Linked DNA regions of Homo sapiens: all the other regions are linked to region 2. Evidence: chromatin loops called from intact Hi-C (ENCODE). Cell type or tissue: HCT116. All regions are shown on one strand. Region 1 overlaps HECW1 (HECT, C2 and WW domain containing E3 ubiquitin protein ligase 1). Region 2 overlaps MRPL32 (mitochondrial ribosomal protein L32). Region 3 overlaps COA1 (cytochrome c oxidase assembly factor 1).

Region 1 (8,000 bases), 410 kb before region 2:
TAGTTCTATTTTTAATTTTTTGAGGAATCTGTTAGTTTTTCATAGTGGCTGTACTAATTTACATTCCCACCAGCAGTGTATGAGGGCTCCCCTTTTTCTGTGTTCTCACCAGCATTTGTTGCTCCCTGTCCTGTTTTAATTGGGGTGAATGATAACTCATTGTGGTTTTGATTTGCATTTCCCTGATGATTACTGATGTTGAGCATTTTTTTCATGCATCTGTTGGCCATTTGTCTGTCTTCTTTTAAGAAATGTCTATTCACATCTTTTAAAAGATGCTACTTAAAAATCAGATTGTTTTTTGCTCTTGAGTTGTTTACTATACCGCATACATTTTGGTATGCTGTATTTCTATTTGATTTGTTTCAAAAAATTTTAAAACTTTTTTCTTAATTTCTCCATTAGTTGTTCAGGAGCATGTAGTTTAATTTCCATGTGTTTGTGTAGTTTCTGAGATTTCTCTTGTTAATGATTTTGTTTTATTCCTTTTGTGGTCAGAGAAGATACTTGATAAGATTTCTACTTTTTTGAATTTGTTGACATTTATTTTGTGGCTTAATACATGGTCTATTCTGAAGAATGTTCCATGTGTTGATAGAAAAAATGTGTATTCTGCAGCAGTTGAGTGAAATGTTCTATAGATGTCAGTTAGGCCATGTGGTCAGTGTGTAGTTTATTTACATTTCCTTGCTGGAATGATATGGCCATTATGGAGAGTGGGGTATTGAAGTCCCCTATTATGATCATATTGTAGTGTATCTCTCATTTTAGATCTATTAATGTTTGCTTTACATATTTGGGAGCTCTGGTGTTGGGTGCATAGATATGCATAGATTTTCATAGCCGCTTGCTGAATTGACCCCTTTATCATTGTATAGTGACCTTCTTTATCTCTTTTTACAGTCTTTGATTTGTAGTCTATTTTATCTGATGTAAGCATAGGTACTCTTGCCCTTTATGGTTTCTAGTTGCATGGAATATCTTTTTCCACCTCAATACTTTCAGTCTATATGTGTCTTTATAGCTGAAGTGGGTTTCTTATAGGCAGCATATAGTTGGGTCTTGTTTCTTTATTAACTCAGCCACTCTATCCCTTTTAATTAGAGAATTGAGCATATTTATATTTGTTATTATTATTGATAAGTAAGGACTGATTACTGCCATTTTGTTGCTTGTTTTCTGTTTTTTATTTCATTTTATTTATTTTTTTAACGGAGTCTTGCTCTGTTGCCAGGCTAGAATGCAGTGGCGCAATCTTGGCTCACTGCAACCTCCGCCTCCTGTGTTCAAGTGATTCTCCTGCCTCAGCCTCCTGAGTAGCTGGGACTACAGGTGTGCGCCACCACACCCAGCTAATTTTTGTATTTTTAGTAGAGACAGGGTTTCACCATGTTGGCCAGGATGGTCTCGATCTCTTGACCTCATGATCTGCCTGCCTCAGCCTCCCAAAGTGCTGGGTTTCAGGCATGAGCTACTGTGCCTGGCCTCTGGTTGGTTTTTAACTGCTCTCTTCCTTTTTTCCATATTTCCTATCTTCCTTTGTGGTTAAGTTATTTTCTCTGGTAGTATGTTTTTTTGCTTTTTATTTTTAGTGAATCTATTATAGGTTTTGCATTTTGGTTGCCATGAGGCTTACAAAAAAATCTTATAGATGTAACAAGTTATTTTAAGGAGATGACAACTTATCTTAGATCACAAAGAATAGAAACAAAGAACAAATTTAAAAAAAAGCCTCTATAATTTAACTCCATCCTCCCAACATTTGGATTTTACATTGTCTCAATTTACATATTTTTATATTACTTATCTCTTAACAGGTTGCTAAAGGTATTACTGTTTTTGATCAATTTATCTTTTGGGCTTCCTACTAGAGATATGAATAGATTGCACACCACAATTACAGTATTAGAGTATCCTGGGTTTGTCTGCGTACTTAATTTTACTAGTGGATTTTATATCTTCAAACGTTTCCTTTTTACTCACTAGTGTTTTTTGTTTTTGTTTTTCAGATTAAATAACTCTCTTAAGCATTTCTTGTATGATGGGTCTGGTGGTAGTGAATTCTTTTAGCCTTTGTTTCTCTGGGAAATAATTTATCTCTTTTCTGTATTTGAAGGATAACTTTGCTGGATACGGAATTCCTGGGAGGCAGTTTTTTTTTTTTTCCTTTCAGCACTTGGAACATGTCATCTCACTCCCTCTTGGTCTCTATGGTTTCCATTAAGAAGTCTGCTGCCTGATGAACTGGAGTTCCTTTATATGTTCTTTGCTTTTATTCTCTTGCTGCTTTTAAGATGCCATCTTTGTCCTTGACCTTTGAAAGTTTGATTATTATATGCTGTGGGATAGCCTTATTTGAGTTGAATCTGTTTGGTGTTCTCTGATCTTTCTGTATCTGGATGGATATATACCTCTTTCTCAAGTTTTGGGAAGTGTTCTGTTATTATTTCTTTGAATAAATTTTCTCCTTGCTGTTGCTCAATTCCTTTTGAACACCAATAATTCTTAGATTTGGTCTTCTGAGGTAATTTTCTATGTCTTGTAGGTGATCTTTGTTCCTTTTTATTGTTTTTTCTTTTTTCTCCTCTGCGTATTTTCAAATAGCCTCTCTTTGAGCTCACTGATTCTTTTCTCTGTTTGATTCAGTCTGCTGTTGAGAACGTGTAATAAATTTTTCACTTCAGCAAATATATTTCTCAGTTCCAAGATTTGTTTTATTTTTAAAATTATTTCAATCTCTTTGTTAAATTTCCTTGATAAATTTCTGAATTGCTTTTTCTGTCTTATCTTGGAGATCGCTGAGTTTGTTTAAAACTGCTATTTTTCAGTTGTTAGAGAGTACACGTATTGCTGTCTCATTGGGGTCAATCACTAGTTCCTTTCTTTGCCCACTTGAGGAGGTCATGGTTTTCTGTTTGCTGTTTTTCTTGTAGATATACAGCTATGTCTTTGCATTGAAGGATTAGTTATTTATTTCAGTCTTCTCTGTCTGGCCTTTTTTTTTTTTTATTATTGGATATGTTTGTGTAGAGATTCTTTGTAATTTACCTGTTGATATCTTTCTTTTTTTTCCCCTACTATAAATAATTGCCTCCTTTTTGACACTAGATGGCACATTAAACCCAGGTTTGCCTCACTTCTAGTAAACAATCAGATTGCTGCCCATCCTGAATGGAGGAGGTCCCAAAAGGTTTATCCCAGGACTATGGAAAAACTGGCTAAGGGCTCATGCCAAGGGGATCTATGGAACAAGCTTTCCACGGCATGGTGCTGCTGAACACTCACTCTGATTTAGTGTCTCCTTTGGCTGAGCTATATCTCAGAGTTTCCAGGGGTGGTGGTCTTTCTTCCTTGCTTTGTCTATGGTTGCTCTCAGGGATAGTTCTCTCTTCAGGCACTCCCAATGCTTCTCGTGGGTTGAGGCAGGGACAAGTCTCCTCCCAGGGAACCCAAAATGATGTGGAAGCTGGTTGTCTACCTCCATTTCACTTTTTCCAGTGTATAAATCATGAGTTGGGGAAAAATTTTCCATGCACTTGGTGCCAGGTAGATTGAGGGGAGGGAGGGGCATTGTGGATATGGAAGTCTGATTCTCTTACCATCTGCTCAGAGTTTTTTTCACTGCTTTGTGGCCCTGAGAGCTGTCTTACCCTCATATTTGAGTTCTGGGATATTGCTGGTGATCATCTTGGTGCCATACAATTGTTTTAAATTTTCTGTGGGGGGAAGTGAAGCCATCTTGCCTCTATACTACCCTTTTGGAAATGGACGTCATGGTACTCTTCTGAGAAGTTGTTGGCAAAGGTTGTTTTCCTTTTTCTTAAACGAGTATTTTAATACTATGTTCCAGTGTTTAGCAACTTGATTATAAATTGATCTTCCTTTTATTTAACCTAAATATCCCTGTAATTTAAAATGATTTCCCATTCTAGCTGAAAAGGGATATTAAATCATTAACGTTTCTTCTTATTTAGGGGTGGGCTACAAATGAAAGCCATCCATAAATATTAAAACACATGCATCAATAATATATATATATTTATATTTTCAAGTTTGGGCCGGGGTGACCATGTCCTTCACGAAGTAGAGCAAAACTGAAGTTTCTACCACTATAAATATGTATATTTATACACAGATTGCAACTATAATCTTTATTTAAGGGCATGTATTCAGAGAGTACAGATTGTTTCACTTCAGTTTATTACCACTTAAAGAAAGGAGAAAATTGCTTCCCTGCCCCCCCACCTTCCTACACTGTTAAGGGATTAGTAGGCCAGCTGTAGCACTGGAGACATCAGTATGCAATGATGATAGGAGACCTGAGTAAGTAAAATGTTCAATTAAGTTTAAAAGCAATGACTTAAATTTGTCTTAACAGTTAATTAGCACTTACTATGTACCAGGGCATTAATAATATTTTCTAATTTGATCCTCACAAGAATCCTATGATGTATAGCCAATCATTATTAGCCTTCTTAAAAAAATGTGTTTAGCACAATGCTTGGCATATAATCAGACCTCAGTAAATGTCACCTGTCATTCTTATTTTACATCTAAGGAAAATGAGGTCAAAATTAAGGCCACTTACATAAGGTCACACATATGGTTCATGGCAGACCTAGGATTTAAGCAAACATTAACTCCTTTCTTGGTGATTTGTCTCTCAAAAGTTTTTAATAACTCAAGTTTGCTGACCAGCTAACAGAAGTAAACTTCCACTTTCAGTAATAATGTACTAGGTAATTCAGAGAACATCTAGAAAAGCTGTTAAAATGTAGAAATAATTCTGCCAAAAGTAGGGTTACCAAATCAAATACAGGACACCCAGTTAAAATTGAATTTCAGATAAACAAAGAATGAATTTTTAGTATAAGCAAGTTTCGATTATTGCATGGAATACACATACAATAAAAATATTATTCATTGTTTATTTTAAATTCAAATTTAATTAGATGTCCTGAAAGTTTTTTCCCCTAGATCTAGAAACCCTAGCCTGAAGGCATCAGAGACCTAGCAAGGCAGTGGAAAATAAAATAATGAGGTCAAGATACAGAACATGAAAACTCAGAGATAAGCCCAGGATTTGGGGTTGTTTCTCTAGGGGTAAGTGTGTTGATTCTAAAAGAAGCATCTGAGAGGCTGAGAAGCTGAAAAGAATATTTGACAGGTTTGCCGGGTTAAGGGGATAAAACTTAAAAATCTAAAGCCTGTCAAAAAGGAAAGCTCTGGTAATTCCCTTACGATTCAAGGTGGGACTCTGAATAATAAACGGATATACTGTTGAGAAATACACCAGCCTTAGCCCTCTGAATCATCTCAAGCCTTGAAATTCAATTGAGGTTATTCTGGATTGCTAGACATTGGTCAGAAGAAAATGTAAAACCCCTCAGGAGGAAAGTAGCATCATTCTAAGCCTCATCTGATTTCTACAAGTTTTCATTTACATTGTACTGTTCTTAATTAAAATTGACCAAGCACATGCAAAGACAAGGCAATGTAAAAAAAAAAAAAAAAAAAGAAGAAAGAAAAAAAACAGCTGACAAAGAAAAGGCAGATACATAGAATTTCCAGATATCAGAGTCATCAGATACAGGCATATGTTCCATAACAAGTAGATGTCACTCCTGGGAATCTCACCCCCATCCCCCACAGCAGCCACAGCAAGACCTGCCCTAAAAGTCTGAGCTCAGACACGTCTAGCCCTGCCCCCACCTGGTGGTCCTTCCCTACCCACCCTGGTAGTGGAAGATAAAGGGCATATAATCTTGAGAGTTCTAAGGCATCGCCCACCACTGGTCCCTCTGCATACTACTACAGCCGAAACTCTCTGGAAAGTGCCACCTCCTGGTAGGAGGCCAACCAGTACAAAAATAGAGCATTGAACAACCAAAGCCAAGGACCCCTATGGAGTCCATTGCACCCTCTGCCACCTCCACCAGAACAGGCACTGGTATTCATGGCTGAGAGACCTATAGATGGTTCACATCACAGGACTCTGTGCAGATAACCCCCAGTAACAGCCTGGAGGCAGGTAGACTCGCTGGGTGGCTAGACCCAGAAGAAAGACAACAATCACTGCAGTTTGGCTCACAGGAAGCCACACCGTAGGAAAAGGGGACAGTACTAATTCAAGGGAACACCCCAGAGGCAAAAGAATCTGAACAACAGCCTTCAGCCCTAGACCTTCCCTCTGATAGAGCCTACCCAAATGAAAAGGAACCAGAAAACACCAACCCTGGTAATATGATAAAACAAGTCTTGTCAATGCCTCCCAAAAATCACACTAGTGCACCAGCAATGGATCCAAACCAAGAAGAAATCCCTGATTTACCTGAAAAAGAATTCAGGAGGTTAGTTATTATGCTAATCAGGGAGGGACCACAGAAGGGCGAAGCCCAATGCAAGGAAATCCAAAAAATGATACAAGAAGTAAAGGGAGAAATAGTCATGGAAATAGATAGCTTAAAGAAAAAAACAATAAACAATTCAGGAAACTTTGGACACACTTTTAGAAATGTGAAATGCTCTGGAAAGTCACAGCAATAGAACTGAACAAGTAGAAGAAAGAAATTCAGAGCTTGAAGACAAGGTCTTTGAATTAACCCAATCTAACAAAGACAAAGGAAAAAGAGTAAGAAAACATGAACAAAGCCTCCAAGGAGTCTGGGATTATGTTAAATGACCAAACCTAAATATAAACGATATTCCTGAGGAAGAATAGAATTCTAAAAGCCTGGAAAACATTTGGGGGAATAATTGAGGAAAACTTCCCTGGCCTTGCAAGAGACCTAGACAGCCAAATACAAGAAGCACAAAGAACACCTGGGAAATTAACCACAAAAAGATCTTCCCCTAGGCACACTGTCATCAGGTTATCTAAAGTTAAGATGAAGGAAAGAATCTTAAGGTCTGTGAGATAGAAGCACCAGGTAAACTATAAAGGAAAACGTATCAGATTGACAGCAGATTTCTCAGCAGAAACCCTACAAGCTAGAAGGGATTGGGGCTCTATCTTCAGCCTCCTCAAACAAAACAATTATCAGCCAAGAATTTTGTATCTAGCGAAACTAAGCATCATATATGAAGGAAAGATATAGTCTCTTTCAGACAAACAAATGCTGAGAGAATTTGCCATTACCAAACCACCACTACAAGAACTGCTAAAAGGAGCTCTAAATCTTGAAACAAATCCTGAAAACACGTCAAAACAGAACCTCTTTAAAGCATAAATCACACAGGACCTATAAAACAAAAATACAATTTAAAAAGCATAAAAACAAAAACAAAGTACACAGGCAACAAAGAACATGATGAAAGCAATGGTACCTCATATTTCGATACTTACATTGAATGTAAATGGCCTAAATTCCCCACTTAAAAGATACAGAACCGCAGAATGGATAACTCACCAACCAACTATCTGCTGCCTTCAGGAGACTCAACTAACACATAAGGACTCACATAAAGTAAAGGGGTGAAAAAAGGCATTTCATGCAAATGGACACCAAAAGTGAGCAGGGGTAGCTATTATTATATAAGACAAAACAAACTTTAAAGCACCAGTGTTTAAAAGAGACAAAGAGGGACAGTATGTAAGGGTAAAAGACCTTGTCCAAAGGAAAATATCACAATCCTAAACATACATGCACCTAACACTGGAGCTCCCAAATTTATAAAACAATTACTAATAGACCTAAGAAATGATATAGACAGCAACATAATAGTAGTGGGGGAACTTCAATACTTCACTGACAGCACTAGACAGGTCATTAAGACAGGAAGTCAACAAAGAAACAATGGACTTAAACTATACCTTGGAACAAATGCACTTAACAGATAGACATAGAACATTTCATCCAACAGGCCGGGTGCAGTGGCTCACACTTGTAATCCCAGCACTTTGGGAGGCCGAGGCAGGCAGATGACTTGAGGTCAGGAGTTTGAGACCGGCCTAATCAACATGGAGAAACCCCGTCTCTACTAAAAATACAAAATTAGCC
Region 2 (8,000 bases):
AGAGTGAGACTCTGTCTCAAACAAACAACAAACAAACAAAACCTGCTTGTAACTCCTGCTAGTCTGAGTGTATATTCAGGGCAACTTGAATTTATGTTCCTGGGCTGCAGTTCTCAAACTTGGCCCAAATAATCTCTTTACTAATATTAATTTAGCGTCAGATTTTTTTCCTTTATGTCAACAGTAATTTATGTAAAACTCTTGACACAGTGCCTGATGCATAGTAAACACTAATAAATAGTGACCGCAATTATTACTATCTGCTCCATAATATTATTTTAAGGATTAACATAGGCAGAATGCCTGACACATAATAGGTGTTGAGTGAATGCCACCCATCATATTGAAGAAAAATGATTTCGAGCTCAATGTAAAGAATATATTAATAAAAATATTATTTTTAAAATATTAAATATCTGTACATATATTAATAAATAGTTTTTGAATGAGAAAGTTTACTGGCAATAACTTTTTCAAAAGCTTTGAGAATGTGTCTTACCTATTGCTATTTTTAACCCCCTATAACTACATCTTATGCTAACTAGAAGTACATACTTTGATTTCCCTGGCCTTCATACTCTGCAAGATAAAATCAGGAAAAATAACCATTAAACCTCTGGAAAAACACATGACATATGACACTGGCCATTAAATCATCAATATATTTGACTGAATGGAATTTTTTATTTTGTCTACATCTAGTGGCAGAAAAACATGAAAAGCAAAATTATAGATGGGGCTGTGGTGACGGCAGGTTCAGACACTCATGCTTCTAGACATATGTATTAGTCCATTCTTGCAATGCTAGAAATACCTAAGACTGAGTAATTTATAAAAAAAGAAGTTTAATTGGCTAATGGTTCTGCAGGCTGTACAGGAAGCATAGCAGCATCTGCTTCTGGTGAGGCCTCAGGAAGCTTCCAGTCATAGTGGAAGGCAAAGGAGGAGCAGGCACATCCCATGGCTAAAGCAAGAGCAAGAGAGCGAGGAGGGAGGTGCCACACACTTTAAAGTGACCAAATTTCATGAGAACTCACTTACTATCATGAGGACAGTACCAAGAAGATGGTGCTAAACCATTCATGAGAAATCTGTTCCCCGATCCAATCACCTCCCACCAGGCCCCACCACCACCAATGGGGATTACATTTCAATGTGAGATTTGGTGGGGACACAGATCCAAACCATATCAACATATTCCAGAAAAGCATGAAAATGAATCAGGCTTCTAGGGTATTGTCCTAGGTCCTCCTCCTGGTTCAACTTTCAGGTGTAACAATAGAGAATGCATTCTTCTTCCTAATAAGCGCAAGCCTTGAGGCCCATCCTCTCATGATGGAGCTGCATTAAAGACCTCCCCTGAACCTGGCTTCATTGCATCCACAGTCTCCTCTCCTACTTGATAATTCCCAGCAGCATAAATACATATTGATCTCTCAGTTTGCAGTGCACACACTTACAGACACTCATACACACAGTGGCCTCTTAATTCCCTATCTTCCTCTAGCTATTGCTTCATTTCTCTACTCCCTAGCAGAAGAAAACTTTTGGGAAGAACTGTCTAGGAACACGGCCTCTACCACCTCAGCAAACATCTTCTCTTTAGCCCACTCCAGTCTGTCTTCTGCCATCAACACTGAAATAAAATCACTTTTGTCATCTTGCAGATGAATTCCAATTGCCACAATCATTGGGTACTTTCCTATCCTCATCTTCACCTCCCAGCAGCATTTGACAGGATGGCTGGTTTCCTCTTCTTGAAATGCTCTCCCTCTTGGAATCTGTGGCGTGACAGTCTAATGTCCTCCTCGACAGGCTACCCCTCTCCTCGGGGCTCAGTTTCGGGTTCTCTTCTTTCATAAGTACTTGCTGTGGATAATCTCATTCATTTTAATGGCTTTAAATACACTCCATCTGCTGACTGCTTCCAAATTTACATACTCACATATCCATTAGCCTGCTTGCCATCTCAGTTTCGATGTCCAATAAGTATTTCAAATGTAGCTTCTCGAAAATGGGTATCTTGAGTTTCCTGCATAATCTGCCTTCACCTCTCACAGGCTCCCTAATCACATCCTCTCTGTTACTCAAGCTAGAAACCTGGGAATTATCCTGTTTTCCCCTCTCCTGCATTTCTACAACCAAGTCCTCACCAATTCCACTTCTGAAATATGTATCTCTATTTCCTCTAGTTCTTTCTGTCCTTGGCCACCATTCTGATTTGGGCTACATCATCTTCAGCCTGGATTTCTTCCAGAGACCCTTAGCCTGTCTCCCTAGATCCCTTCTTGCCCCTTCCCAGCACATTCTCCTTACACTGGCATCCCTTCCTGTCATTCCAAACTGAATGCCACTTGGGACTCAGGATATGTTATGGGGGTAGAGTCAAAGGAGTTGCTTATGTGGGATGAGAAGGGAGAAATCAAGAATGAGTAGGATTTTGCTGGAGCAATTTGATTTGTGTCAAGGTGGGAAAGTTTGGATGAGGTACAAGTTTGGCTAGTGGGGTAAGGGATAGGGGTGATCAGCAGTTCCGTTTTCAATATGCTAACCCCGAAATGTCCATTAGTCAATCAGAGGTAGTCTATGGTTGGAGAAATGTTAGACATATTTGTTGAATGAATAAGCGAACCAAGCTAGGCTATCAGAGAAGCAAATTTACAGGGAGAGATTTGGAAAAGTTGTTAGGCTATGATCTACTGAGACTTATGTGACGTTCTAATGGAAATCTCGTATTATTTGGAAACATGGGTCTGGAGATTAATAGAAAAATGAGACCTAGATACACAGACCTGAGGGTCATCACTGCATATTTAAATTATGGAAGAAAATAAGATGGCTCACTGAGACTTCTAGAAAATTAAAATATTTTCATGTCACATTTTTTATTCAAAAAAGTTAGTGTTATTGAGTCTGATAGAGGAAAATATTGAGCATCGTCCCTGGCTTCTACCCACTGGAAGGCAGTAGCTCTCATCATCCCTCACCCCCCTACCCCAGCGTGACAACCAAAAATGTCTGTAGGCATTGCCAAATGTCCTCTGGGGTGGGAAGGGGATCATCCCTGGTTGAGAACTACTGATTAGAAGAATGTCAATGAGAAAATCAGTAGTTCTTTTTAGTTACCGAAATGTAATATTGGGGAATATTGGAAAAGAGTTTTTATCCTGAAAGATGCTCTTGGAAAGGATTTTAGAATTAAGCTGGCTGCATGTACCCAAGGATGTAGGGTTGGAAAAGAAGAGGATCAAGGAGGGAACACTGGCGAGAGCAAACTGACCCAGGGCGGAGGGAGAGAAGCCCTGGACACAGTGATAGGGAGGCTCAGTTTTGTTGGCAGCCTCTAGCTTTCACTCAGCGTTGCAGACAGCCTTTTCTCCCCCTGCAGTAATCCTGTCTGCTAGCCACAGGCTGATGGCTTTGGCAGAAACAGACAATGTCCCCAGCATTGCTGTACCTGATGGTTTATTATTTCATTTGAGAATTTCAGTGCAATTCACCTGCTGCCCCCTAGTGGAGCGGCTTGCTGATGCCTAGTAAACTGTAGCAGTTCCTCATGTGAGTTTAAAGGCTGAAACTGTAAAGCTGGCTCTGAGCTTGAACACCAGGGTCCAGAGACTGGAACTCGTTAACCCTCTAGCTTTCTTCCTGTCCTACCTCCAAATTGCATGCCTAATGCTTACTAGCGACTCCACAAACGTGGAGGAGGTGAGTGCACAGACCGTCACCGGGGCCAGCAGAGGAACACAGGGGCAGGGTAACACGAAGGTTGGAAGTAAGGTAAAGAGTAGCCCAGGGACATTCCACTGAGCACCAGGGAATATCTCTCTATTTGCCTTAGCTGTTGCTGTTCTGGATGCCCTTTGTGGAAAAAACGAGAGGACAGCAGCTGGAAGCGACACCATCCTGTTTCAAAGGCAAGATGGAAATGTTATTCACTAATCTAGACCATGGAATGACACTGCTCCCTAAAAATTGCAGTTGAAGACAGAGCATCTATGTTTGTGTATTTGCCAGAAAAACACTAATCGTAGCAGAATTCCTTAGCACAGATTTAGAAATATTGAGGGGCAAATCCTGCCCCTGAAACATAATTGCATATGGGAGGGTGGAGGCAGGTGTAGAAAACAGTTATCTGAGGAGAGTGGGAGGGCAATCCCCGTATCATGAATGTTACAAAGGCCCCTACTCATTGAACCTCTTTAAATAATAAATTTTTAACTTAAAAGTCACACTACACAAATTATGAAAAAATCGTATTTTTAAAAGATCACAATTTATTTACATTAGGGTCATCCATAGTGCACCAAAACTATTTTTGGTTTCCCAAGAAAAAATATGTATGCATAAATCTTCATGTTAAATGGCCAGATTCTAAGTATATAATGAGGGTAGAATCAATGGGATTTTTGGATTTGCTCGCAGGTTGGATGTGAAAGGGAGAAAAGGTGGGATGTCAGAGTCAAGAATGACTCCTTCCAAAATAACCTAGTAAGATGTCTCAACATCTTCATGTTGTAGGGAATGAGTAGGGACAAGGGAATTAATTTCTAATTCAAAACCTGAATCAGTTACATAATTGGTTTAATTCCAACTCATAATGATTTTCTGCCATAGTAAAAACTGGAGGCATGAAGTGATAAAATGTATTATAAAGAAAACTTTGATGGGACAACCCCTTCGTAAAAGTGAAAGTACTCTCCTTTATGACATGGTTTTCTGACATGGACTAGATATCTGGTTTTGCTATCTAATAATTGCCTAATTTGGGATGCATTTTATAATAAGTTTCTCCATTCATGAATTGAAAACAGAAAACAGTCACTCTGCCCACGTACTCTCACTAGGTTACCTGCATATAGAGCCTCTGTCTTAGCTCAAGCTCCTGTTAAGAAATTAACAAACAGCGTTTCTTCAACGATTCATCTCTCACAGTTCTGGAAGGTGGAAAGTCCCAGATCAAGGTGCTGGCAGATTTGGTTCTGGTGAAGACCTGCTTCCTGATTTGTAGTCAGCCTTCTCCTTGGAGCCTCACATGGCAGAGGGCAGAGAGAACACTCTTGCGTCTCTTCTTATAAGAGCATCAGCCTTATTCATAAGGGGTATACCTTTATTCCCTAATTACCACTCAAAGGCCTCACTTTCTAATACCATCACATTGGAGGTTAAGCTTTCAACATAAGAATGTTTTTTTCTCACATCTGTAGCAGCCAGATCAATACATGAATACATTCAGTCTGTACTATCAAAGGACAATTTGTTACCTGGAGATACACTTTGCAACCTATTAGTCAACTGAGGATACTGAGTAGGCAGTTGAATATATTCATCCCCAGTGTTCATGAACCACTGATTCCACCTCAAGTCTATCTTTGACACACAGCATTGTATGACTTCTCAGGGTTAAAAATAATTATCTGTAGAGGTTTGTCTAAATAATATGCAGATAACCAATTCCTCTGGAATTTCAACTTTTTAATGCTTAGATCAAGCCCAGCCTTGAAAGAGCTATTTGCTGGGATTCTAACACTTTGGAAGTTTTAAAAATTTTTTACTGAATTGCACTTCAACGTAACATTGGCCTATACCATACCCAATGAAATTGGTGATTTTACCTCTAGGAATGTTAACATAGATTGCGCCATTATACAATTTTCATTATGAAGCCCCAGGCCTTAGTACACTTCAGGCCTTAGTACCAAGATAGTGATGCATCTTCTAGATTATCTGTCTTACTTTGTGAAGACTGATCCATGCAAGTGAATCTTCTTTCTTTCCAAAGAAAAAAATGTTCAGCCTGTAATTCTGGCACTTTGGAAGGCCAAGGTGGGCAGATCACCTGAGGTCGGGACTAAAAATACAAAAATTAGCTGGGCATGGTAGCCGGTGCCTGTAATCCCAGCTATTTGGGAAACTGAGAACAAGAGACTTGCTTGAACCTGGGAGGTGAAGGTTGCAGAGAGCCGAGGTAGTGCCACTGCACTCCAGCCTGGGCGACAGAGTGAAACTTCGTCTCAAAAAAAAAAAGAAAAAAAGAAAAAAAATGTTGAGTCAAATATGCTGCCTAATATAGTATGTGTTCAGGTTACTGCAGCATGTATTTTTGCTGTAAATACTTCCCTGGGCTTTATCTTGTCTACCGATGTTACCTTTAACTATAATTCCCTAAGTTGCTTATCATTATGTGTTTTAAATAGCTACCTCACTTTTTTCATTTTGAATGAGGCAAGAAACAAAATAGCAAACCTTGGGCTCAAGGTGGACACAGGAATGAGAGAGGTAGAAGAAAATAAGAAATTAACTGTAGAAAGTTAAGTTAAAGGCCAGGCACACTGGCTCATGCCTGTAATCCCAGCACTTTGGGAGGCTGAGGAAGGTGGGATCGCCCGAGGTCAGGAGTTTGAGACCACCCTGGCCAACATGGTGAAACCCTGTCTCTACTAAAAATACAAATATTAGCTAGGCGTGGTGCCAGGCGCCTATAATCTCAGCTACTTGGGAGACTAAGACAGGAGAATCTCTTGAACCCAGGAGACGGAGGTTGCAGTGAAGCTGAGATCAGGCTATTGCACTCCAGCCTGGGCGACAAGAGCGAAACTCCATCTCAAAAAAAAAAAAAAAGAAAGTTAAGTTAAAGAGCCTATTGCCTATTGTTACAATGAGATAAAATTGATAAAACGTGAAATAAACTAAAAGGACATATTAAAAGAAAAATGCAAAGAACATTCGTATCACATTTTCAGTGTGCTATGGAATCTGCTCACATCTTTACTAATAATCTCTTCCAAAACATAGGCTATCTCATATATTCTGAATATGATTTTGATTTAATGTAAAATGTAAAGAAGTACTTCTATCACCTAAGTAAATTAGTATGTTTCATAAAAGTAATTTCCTCCAAAAGCAATTTTAATTTGCTAAGAGAAAAATAAGAACAAAAACCATTCTTACTGCCACACCTACCATCTTAAAAAACAATACCAAAAATGCAAATAATAACCTATTTCCATGTGTTACTTAAATGGAGTTATCTGTGTTAAGTATTCTTGTCTAAGAAAAGGCACTGGCAAACAAAACCAAAGCCAAAACACAGAATTTTTGCTATGAATTTTAAATTTTTTATTTTTGTTCTGGAAATTTTATGTTTACTTAAAACCTTGTATATAATAGAAACATAATCCATTGAGCCTTTGGATAAACAAAATTTTCGGAGTTTACTCATAATATATTCTTCAAATTATCCCACACAAAACTGCTTAGAAAGAATGTGTTAAACTATACTGATGATTTAAAAACAAGCACAACAACATAAAGAATCTTCCTCTATTTCAGGAGAAATGATTTACTGTGAAGTTACCCTTTTAACATCTTTGGTGTCAATTCTGGGTGAACCAGGATGGTCGCTTTCTGTCTCGTTCAATGATCCTCTTGCCCTGATCTTGTTCAGACGGTGTCTCTCCCGTGTACAGCACCACAGTCTCTATGGTGGGAGCCTTAAAAGGGCCCCCTTCTTGCTTCCCTATCTGTCGTCTGATTTCTGCAGTCTCCTTGCACACCTTTTCATAGCAGTAGGCACAAAGGACATGTTTCTGTTTCAGGTGACCACATTCAGGACAAACGTCTATGTTGTTCTTTAAAACAATAAACAAAAACGTATTTTAACATGAGGCAATATAACGAACAAATAACCACTGACAGGAGCAATGCTTACATTTTAACTTTCTTAGGATGTTCAGGCTACATGAGGTCATCATACACCATCTAGTTCCACCTCACTTTAACAGGAAGACTGAAGACAAGCAACACTGAGTTTGAATTAGAGAAAAACTAGAACTAGAATTCAGCCAACCTGAATCTGGTATCTTTACTTAAACACAGCAGTTGTAGTTATGTAAAAAAGAAAAAAGAAATACTCATTTCCCCTAACTCCAAATACTAAATATCAAATAAGGAATTTGTCAACATAATGAAGTGACCCAAACAATCAGCATCTTAAATAA
Region 3 (8,000 bases), 760 kb before region 2:
CCAACAATAATAATAAAAAAGGACAAAGAAGGGCATTACATAGTGGATGATAAAAGATTCAATTCAACTAGAAGATTTAATGATCCTAAATATATATGCACCCAACACTAGAGCACCCAGATTCATAAAACAAATTCTTAGAGACCTGCAAAGAAACTTAGATGACCACACAACAATAGTGGGAGACTTCAATACCCTGCTGACAGTGTTAGAGCATCAATGCAGAAAACTAATAAAGATATTTGGGACCAAAACTTGACACTTGACCAAATGGACCTAACAGACATCTACAGAATACTTCACCCAACAAAAACAGAATATACATTCTTCTAATTTATACATGGTACCTATGCTAATATTGACCACATGCTTGGCCATAAAGCAATTCTAAAACAGACAAAAACCGAAATCATGCTAACCACACTGTCAGACCACAGTGCAATAAAAATAGAACTCAATACCAAGAAGATCCCCAAACCATACAATTACATGGAAATTAAACAGCCTGTTCCTGAATGACTTTTGGGTAAAGAATGAAATTAAGGCAGAAAAATATTTGAAACTAATGAAAACAAAGACACAACATACTAGAATCCTTGGGACACAACTAAAGGTTAAGAGGAAAGTTTATAGTGCTAAATGCCTACATCAAGAACTTAGAAAGATCTAAAATTAATGACCCAACACCACACCTAGAGGAACTCTAGAAAAACAAGAGCAAACCAACCTCAAAACTAGCAGAAGAAAAGCGATAACCAAAATCAGAGCTGAACTGATTGAGACATGAAAATCCATACAAAAGACCAACGAAACCAAAAGTTGGTTCTTTGAAAGAATAAATAAGATTGATAGATTGCTAGCTAGTTTGATAAAGAGAAAATCCAAATAAACACAATCAGATACGACAAAGGTGACGTTACCACCAACCCCACAGAAACACAAAAACCCTCAGAGACTATTATGAACACCCCTATGTAGAGAAACTAGAAAACCTAGAATAAATGGATAAATTTCTGGAAACATACAACCCCCCAAGATTGAACCCAAAAATGGCTAAAGCAATCCTAAGCAGAAAGAACAAAGTTGGAGGCATCATATTATCCGACTTCAAACTATGCTACAAGGCTACAGTAACCAAAACAGCATAGTACCAGTAGAAAGACAGACACATAGACCAATGGAACAGAATAGAGAGCCTGGAAATAAAGCTGCATACCTACAATCATCTGATCTTCAACAACGTTGACAACAGTAAGCAATGGGGAAAAGAGTCCCCTATTCAATAGATAGTGCTGGAATAACTGGCTCGCCATATACAGAGCAATGAAACTGGACCCCTGCCTTTCATCATATACAAAAATTAAGATGGATTAAAGACTTAAATGTAAAATCTAAAACTATAAAAACTTTAGAAGAATACCTAGGACAGTTATGTCGTAGGTTTTGTCATAGGTCCAACATTCTGGACATAGGCCTTGGCAAAGATTTCTTGACAGTTTTCCAAAGCAATTGCAACAAAACAAAAATAGATAAGCGAGACCTAAAAGTAAGGAGCTTCTGCACAGTGAAAGAAACTATCAACAGAGTAAACAGATACCCTACAGAGTGGGAGAAAATATTTGCAAACTATTCATCTGACAATGATCTAATATCCAGAATCTATAAGGAACTTAAGCAAACTTACAAGCAGAAAACAACCCCATTAAAGAGTGGGCAGGGGACATGAACAGACACTTTAAAAGAAGACATATATATGGCCAACAAACATGAAAAAATGCTCACTATCACTAATTATTAGAGAAATGCAAATGAAAACTACAATGAGATACTATCTCACACCAGTCAGAGTGGCTATTAACAACTCAATAACAGATGCTGGCAAGGTTGCAGAGAAAAGGGAATGCATATACACTGCTGGTGGGAGTTAAATTTGTTCAACCATTATGGAAAGCAGTTGTGACTATTCCTCAACTAAAAACAGAACTACCAATCTCATTACTGAACCCCAAAGGAATGTAAATTGTTCTACCAAGAAGACACATACATTTGTACATTTATTGCAGCACTATTCACAATAGCAAAGATATGGGCACCCAGGTGCCCATCAGTGGTGGACTGGATAAATAAAATTTGGTACATACACACCATGGAATACTGTGTGGCCATAAAAAAGAGCAGAATCATGTCCTTTACAGCAACATGAATGCAGCTGGAGGCCATTATCCTAAGCAAATTAACACAGGAATAGAAAACCAAATACCACACATTCTCACTTATAAGTGAGAGCTAAACAGTGAATGCATGAAGACACGAAGGGGAACAACAGACACTGGGGCTGTTGATGGAGGATTTGAGGATGGAGAGTGGGAGGAGGGTGAGGGTTGAAAAAACTACCTATTGGGTACTATGCTTACTACCTGGGAAATGAAATCATTTGTTCACCAAACCCCAGTGACATGCAGTATACCCATGTAAAAAATCTGCACATATACCACAGACCTAAAAAGTTCAAAAAGATTTTAAAAAGTAAAAAAGATAATTTTGTGACAAGGAGGTATTTCAACTTTGTTATGAAAAAGAATCTTCAAAATATATTGCTGTAAGTTTTAACAAAAACTTTTTGGTTTTGTTTATAGCTTGCTTGCTTTTGTAGGAGGGAAAGCAGGTGAGATAGGCAGGATTTACCAGCATAAGCTTATTACTACTGTTGGCAAAATGCTTTGTTTATGGCATCATTGCTGTGAGTCGAGGGAAGTCTTCTGTGCTTCCAGTAACAGCCTGAGATGTACCTACTTCTTTACAGAGCACCTAGTAGGGAGGTGTTTGTTTTGGGTGCTGTGGCCAGTGTTGCTATGGCTTCATTTTCTTAACTCACTACACTTGTAAACTATAAACAACATTTGCCAGTTTGTTTTTTCTTTAAAATAGGACTATTGTAAGAAAATGCAGAAAGGTTAGTGTGAGCATTGAATATTAAAGTAGCTATTTAGGTACCTTACTCTAACACACACACACACACACACACACACACGTATATATACACGTATATATGTGTACATATATATACGTGTATGTATATATATATATATATATCTGCCTACATTTTTATAAAAGCTGATTAGGGCATCTTTGTCAGTTTTTTTCTGTGATGGTAACGTATTTGAAATCTCAGGCCGGAATGAGTCAGAATATGGGTCTAGAAGAATTTTCTATGAGACAAATCAGACTACTTTCAGAGGCTTTCTTTTTTTGTTCTTTTGTTATAGAAAATTTTATGTATATACAGATTTAAAGAGCCTGTTAGATAGGTAGTGGATACCCATGTTAGCTATCATCTGTATTCAACAGCTATCAAAAGCATTAATTTGTACCGATGTTGAAATATTATTACTGATCGAGGTTTTTCCATACGTATGATTGTGGTCCATATTTTTTCTCCAACTTAAAAAATAGATTTGCCACTAGATGGTGCTAAATATTAAGAGGCCAATTTGGACAAGCTCCATTAAAGCCATTGAGCATCCTGGATTTGCTGGTACAGTCTTGATTTTTGTTTTTTTGCCGTATGAATACTTGGACTTCATGTTTTTATTTTTTAACGAGGACACTAAAGAGGTTGAAGTTAAGTCTTCACTTGTCCTTAGAGTGCTTACAAAGCGATGATAAAGATATATGTATACTTAATAGCTACTAGATGAAAAGTCAAAGGACAAACCAAAATCATACCTAAAATAATCCCAAGCCCTTGCATTTGTGTATCTGACTTTTTTTGTAAGACTGACTCTAATCATGCCTCAAGAATTCCGCACCTCCTGCTTAATTTCTCTTTCAACATATTTCTCAAGTGCCTTTGGCCATAACTTCTAAGATAGCTCTAGTTCTGAAATGATACTGTTGATGATATGCTAATTAGGTATTGGGATGTTGACAGCATTCTAAATATGCTTAGTGTCACTTTGAAGCCATCAAATAAGCTTCTGTGTAGGACATATTGAAACAAAACATTCTCTATCACAATTGTTTTACATTTGCTTCTCATGTCTGCGTGACAGTTTTGCTGTCTGTGTTAGAGAGTCAAGTGGAAATCTAATCTTTCAAGACTGGAAACTGTACTAGGAGCAAATATAAAACATACCTTTGCTAATTAGTACTTAAAACATCTTCACTTTTTAAAAAAAACAAATAGTAGGTTGGCTCTGCAAATCCCACAGTTCACTTTAAACAGACATAATTAACTCTGTAATTAATAAAGTGAATAAGAACTTCTAATTAAATCATAATAACTACCTTGGTTACAGCCAGAAAGATGCATGAATTTCTCCTCTCAAGGAGTTATGAACTAGGTACTTCTTGTTGCTGTGCTCTCTGTAAAATTCACTAACTGAGGGGTATATGTGTTTTTTTTCTGGATTTAATCCAGAAAAAGTGTATTGGAGTGCAGGGTTCATTTTTAAGGGTGTGTTCTTTTACGAGTGTCTCAATTAATGTCTTTACCTCCCACTCCTGTAATTTGGTGAAGGCAGTCAAGATATAATTGTAGCTTTCCTAACCCACGCTGTTCTGAGTTTTCCCAAGCCCTAGATGTCACTTCAGTGCTAAAATAAAGTACTGAGAAATGTAAAACTTTCTGGTTGACAATTGCAAGAATATTTATGCTAATATAAGATGGTGGCAGTGAGGGCTTGTGATTTTCAAATGTTCACTTTTCAGAATGGATTTATCAGCCTTTATGCAGATGGATAATTTGTGTGGTGGAAAAATGTGTGCTTGATGGTGTAACCTTCAAGCCGTATCTAATTGTTAAATGATTTAATCAGTGAGAACTGATAATGGACTTTTAAAACATATTCTAGCTTAGCTTAGTGTCCTTTAAAACTGGGAACCAAAGATCATGTGTAAGTATGGTATGCTATTTATGATTCACATCTCACAGCCACTAACAATTTATACAAATGATTAGCATAATAAGGTTGTCAGAGCTAGTTGGCTGGCGTCACTGTTGGCTCATGGCAGCCTACTGCATCAACTCTAAACCTTTACTATGGTTATGTATAGGAGGCTTTGCATTGCCTTTTGTCCTATGAGTCTCAAAGGTATTATATAAATATTAGTGGATGACAAGTTTTCAATATCTGTGTTGAATTATAACGAGGAAACCTTGAATTACAACAAGGAAACCATGGCATTGAGAGGTTTGTCATTTATACCAATGAGCTGGTCTTATACCTCTGCATCTGTAAATTGTGTATCAGTTTTCACATTTGAGATTTAAAAAAGGTAGACTTGCCTGTAAGAACAAGTTGGTTAGCAAGCAGTGAGTTCCTGGAAAAAAAAGCGTTTTAAGTTGGTTGTATTGACACCACTGAAATTAATTATCACTGAAATTAACCTTTCTGATTTACCTACTGGCTAAACGTTTGTTTTTCATATTGTCTATGATGCCATAAATGTGTTTTGACTTTGCAAAGTCAGTTTTTCTATAGGTTATGCTTTAATGTTTCTGGACTTTCATCCTGTATTAATCTAATTAATAAGTGATCTTGGTAATTTTTCTACTGATTTGAGCTAACATAGGCGCTTTCTGGTTTTGGTAAAATGTCTGAGAATGCAGAAGAGATTATCCTTCTCTTGCTGTGATTCGGAAACTCATGTCCCTAAATGAAAGAGCTGCTATCTACCTTTATATTAGTCATCCGTGGCAACTGGTGATTTTAGATGCTCACATGAGTCTTGGTGCCTTTTGCTGTGGTGTGTCTGCTTCAGATTGCATTTCCATTTCACAGCCCTTGCGTAGGGCAGTGCATTTATGTGGGAATGTTTACAGATGATTAATATTTAAATAGAAATGTGCCATGGAAGGACTTTTTAAGGAAAAGAAGCTGAGATGGAATACTGAGTGTGAGGGCAGCCAAATCTTTTCTTGTGGAATTCCAGAATTTTCAGGAAAGCCCTGACAGCTTTACCATTCATTTCAATTAGAAGAAGCTGGCAATTGTCATTTATGAAGTTTGGAAAGAAATTTTAATCAAATAAGTTTCCAGCTGGGTGCGGTGGCTCATACCTTAATCCAGCACTTTGGGAAGCCGAGGCAGGCGGATCACTTGAGGTCAGGAGTTTGAGACCAGCCTGGCCAACATGATGAAACCCTGTCTAATACAAAAATTAGCTGGGAATGGTGACACATGCCCCTGTAGTCCCAGCTACTCGGGAGGCTGAGACAGGAGAATCACTTGAACCAGGGAGGCAGAGGTTGCAGTGAGTCGAGATCATGCCACTGCACTCCAGCCTGGGCCACACAGTGAGATTCTGTCTCAAAAATAAATAAGTTTCCATGTGATATAATATGCTTAATTAAAATTATGAATATGTTAAGCATACAGAAGAATTTAGAGAATAACATAACAAATACCCATGTACCTATCATTTACTGATATCAGATTCTTATATTTTTACATATTTGCCAGGCTTTTCTTTTTTTTATTTGTTTTTTGTTTTTTGTTTTTTGAGATGGAGTCTCTGTCGCCAGGCTGGAGTGCAGTGGCATGATCTCGATTCACTGCAGCCTCTGTCTCCTGGGTTCAAGCGATTCTCCTGCCTCAGCCTCCCGAGTAGCTGGGACTACAGGCGTGTGTCACCATGCCGAGTTAATTTTTTGTATTTTTAGTAGATATGGGGTTTCACCATTTTGGCCAGGATGGTCTTGATCTCTTGACCTTGTGATCCGCCTGCCTTGGCTTCCCAAAGTGCTGGGATTACAGGTATGAGCCACTGTGCCCAGCCAGGCTTTTCTTTTTTGTAAAGAAAGAAAACAAAATGGATACAGTTGAAGCACCCTGTGTAATCTTCCCTGATTCTCTTTTTCTGTCTTCCTTCCTGCTCAGAAATAACCACTGTCTATATATATACATATATATACACACACATATGTATATATCAACATTTTTATTTTTATTTTATTATATATGGATGTAGCCTACACACACACCATCATACCTTACATATCATTCTGCAGTTTGCTTTTTATTAGTTCAGCCTTGTGATTTTGAACTACAGTCATGTTGATATTTGTAGTTTGGTCATTCATTTTAGGTGCTGTGTAGTATTCCATTGTATGCTTCTATTATAGTTTATACATTTCCTGATGATAGTCAAGTTTCTGGTTAATTTGCTTTTATAGACAATGGCAGTGAATATCTGATATGGTTTGGTTCTGTGTCCCTACCCAAATCTCACCTTGAATTATAATATTCCGCATATGTCAATGGCGGGGCCAGGTGGAGATAATTGAATCATTGGGGGCGGTTCCCCCCATACTGTTCTCGTGATAGTGTGAATTCTCACAAGATCTGATGGTTTTATAAGCATCTGGCATTTCCCCTGCTGGTTCATTTTCTCTTTGCCTCTTTACCGTTCATTTCAATTAGAAGAAACTGGCGATTGTTATTTATGAAGTTTGGAAAGAAATTTTAATCAAGTAAGTTTCTGGCCGGGTGCGGTGGCTCATACCTTAATCCCAGCACTCTGGGAAGCCAAGGCAGGCTTCCATGTGAGATGTGACTTGCTCTTCCTTGTCTTCCGCCGTGATTGTGAGGCCTCCCCAGTCCTGTGGAACTGTATGTCGATTAAACCTCTTTCTTTTGTAAATTTGCCCATTCCTCGGGTATGTCTTTATCAGCAGTGTGAAAATGGACTAATACAATATTCTTGCACAAGTTTCCTTTCGTATTTGTAAGGGAGTTGCTGTAGGCCCTGGGGTCTAGGATATATATGCAGAACTGCAATTGCTAGGCTGAAGGGTATATGCATTTTCAGTTTTACTAGTATTGCCAAATTGTTCTGTAAAGTATTTGGATTAATTTACATTCCCAGCAGTGGTATATAAAACTGTGTTCCAGATGTTGGTCACTCTTGGTTTTACCAGACTTAAATTTTTGGCATATGATTGGTATGTAATGACTTTTCATATTTCTCTAATTTGTATTTGCCGTAGTATTAATGAG

Evidence for each region. A loop is a pair of places that touch in the nucleus more often than their neighbours do. Peaks named below come from ENCODE experiments on the same cell type or tissue, not always from the same donor. Only the 100,000 strongest peaks of a DNase experiment are listed, where the experiment ranks them.
Region 1: it touches region 2 in a loop (4-fold over the local background); 3 of 110 quality-filtered maps call a loop at or near these places.
Region 3: it touches region 2 in a loop (8-fold over the local background); 8 of 110 quality-filtered maps call a loop at or near these places.

The regions. Positions count from the first base shown.
Region 1 is chr7:43,349,196-43,357,195 of GRCh38, reverse strand. All of the region lies in intron 5 of HECW1 (HECT, C2 and WW domain containing E3 ubiquitin protein ligase 1), which reads right to left. Among named protein-coding and RNA genes, the nearest start is that of LUARIS, 170 kb to the left of the region's middle. In HCT116, a CTCF peak has its summit at 3,104 (motif pointing right); a DNase peak (open chromatin) is centred at 3,155.
Region 2 is chr7:42,936,953-42,944,952 of GRCh38, reverse strand. It overlaps MRPL32 (mitochondrial ribosomal protein L32), which reads right to left. Exons shown (of 3, transcript NM_031903.3): 3 at 7,096-7,631. The coding sequence ends at 7,377. Among named protein-coding and RNA genes, the nearest start is that of MRPL32, 8.6 kb to the right of the region's middle. In HCT116, CTCF peaks have their summits at 3,493 (motif pointing left) and 3,515 (motif pointing left); a DNase peak (open chromatin) is centred at 3,532.
Region 3 is chr7:43,695,623-43,703,622 of GRCh38, reverse strand. The region is part of intron 1 of COA1 (cytochrome c oxidase assembly factor 1); the gene reads left to right. Among named protein-coding and RNA genes, the nearest start is that of COA1, 30 kb to the left of the region's middle. In HCT116, a CTCF peak has its summit at 3,467 (motif pointing right); a DNase peak (open chromatin) is centred at 3,482.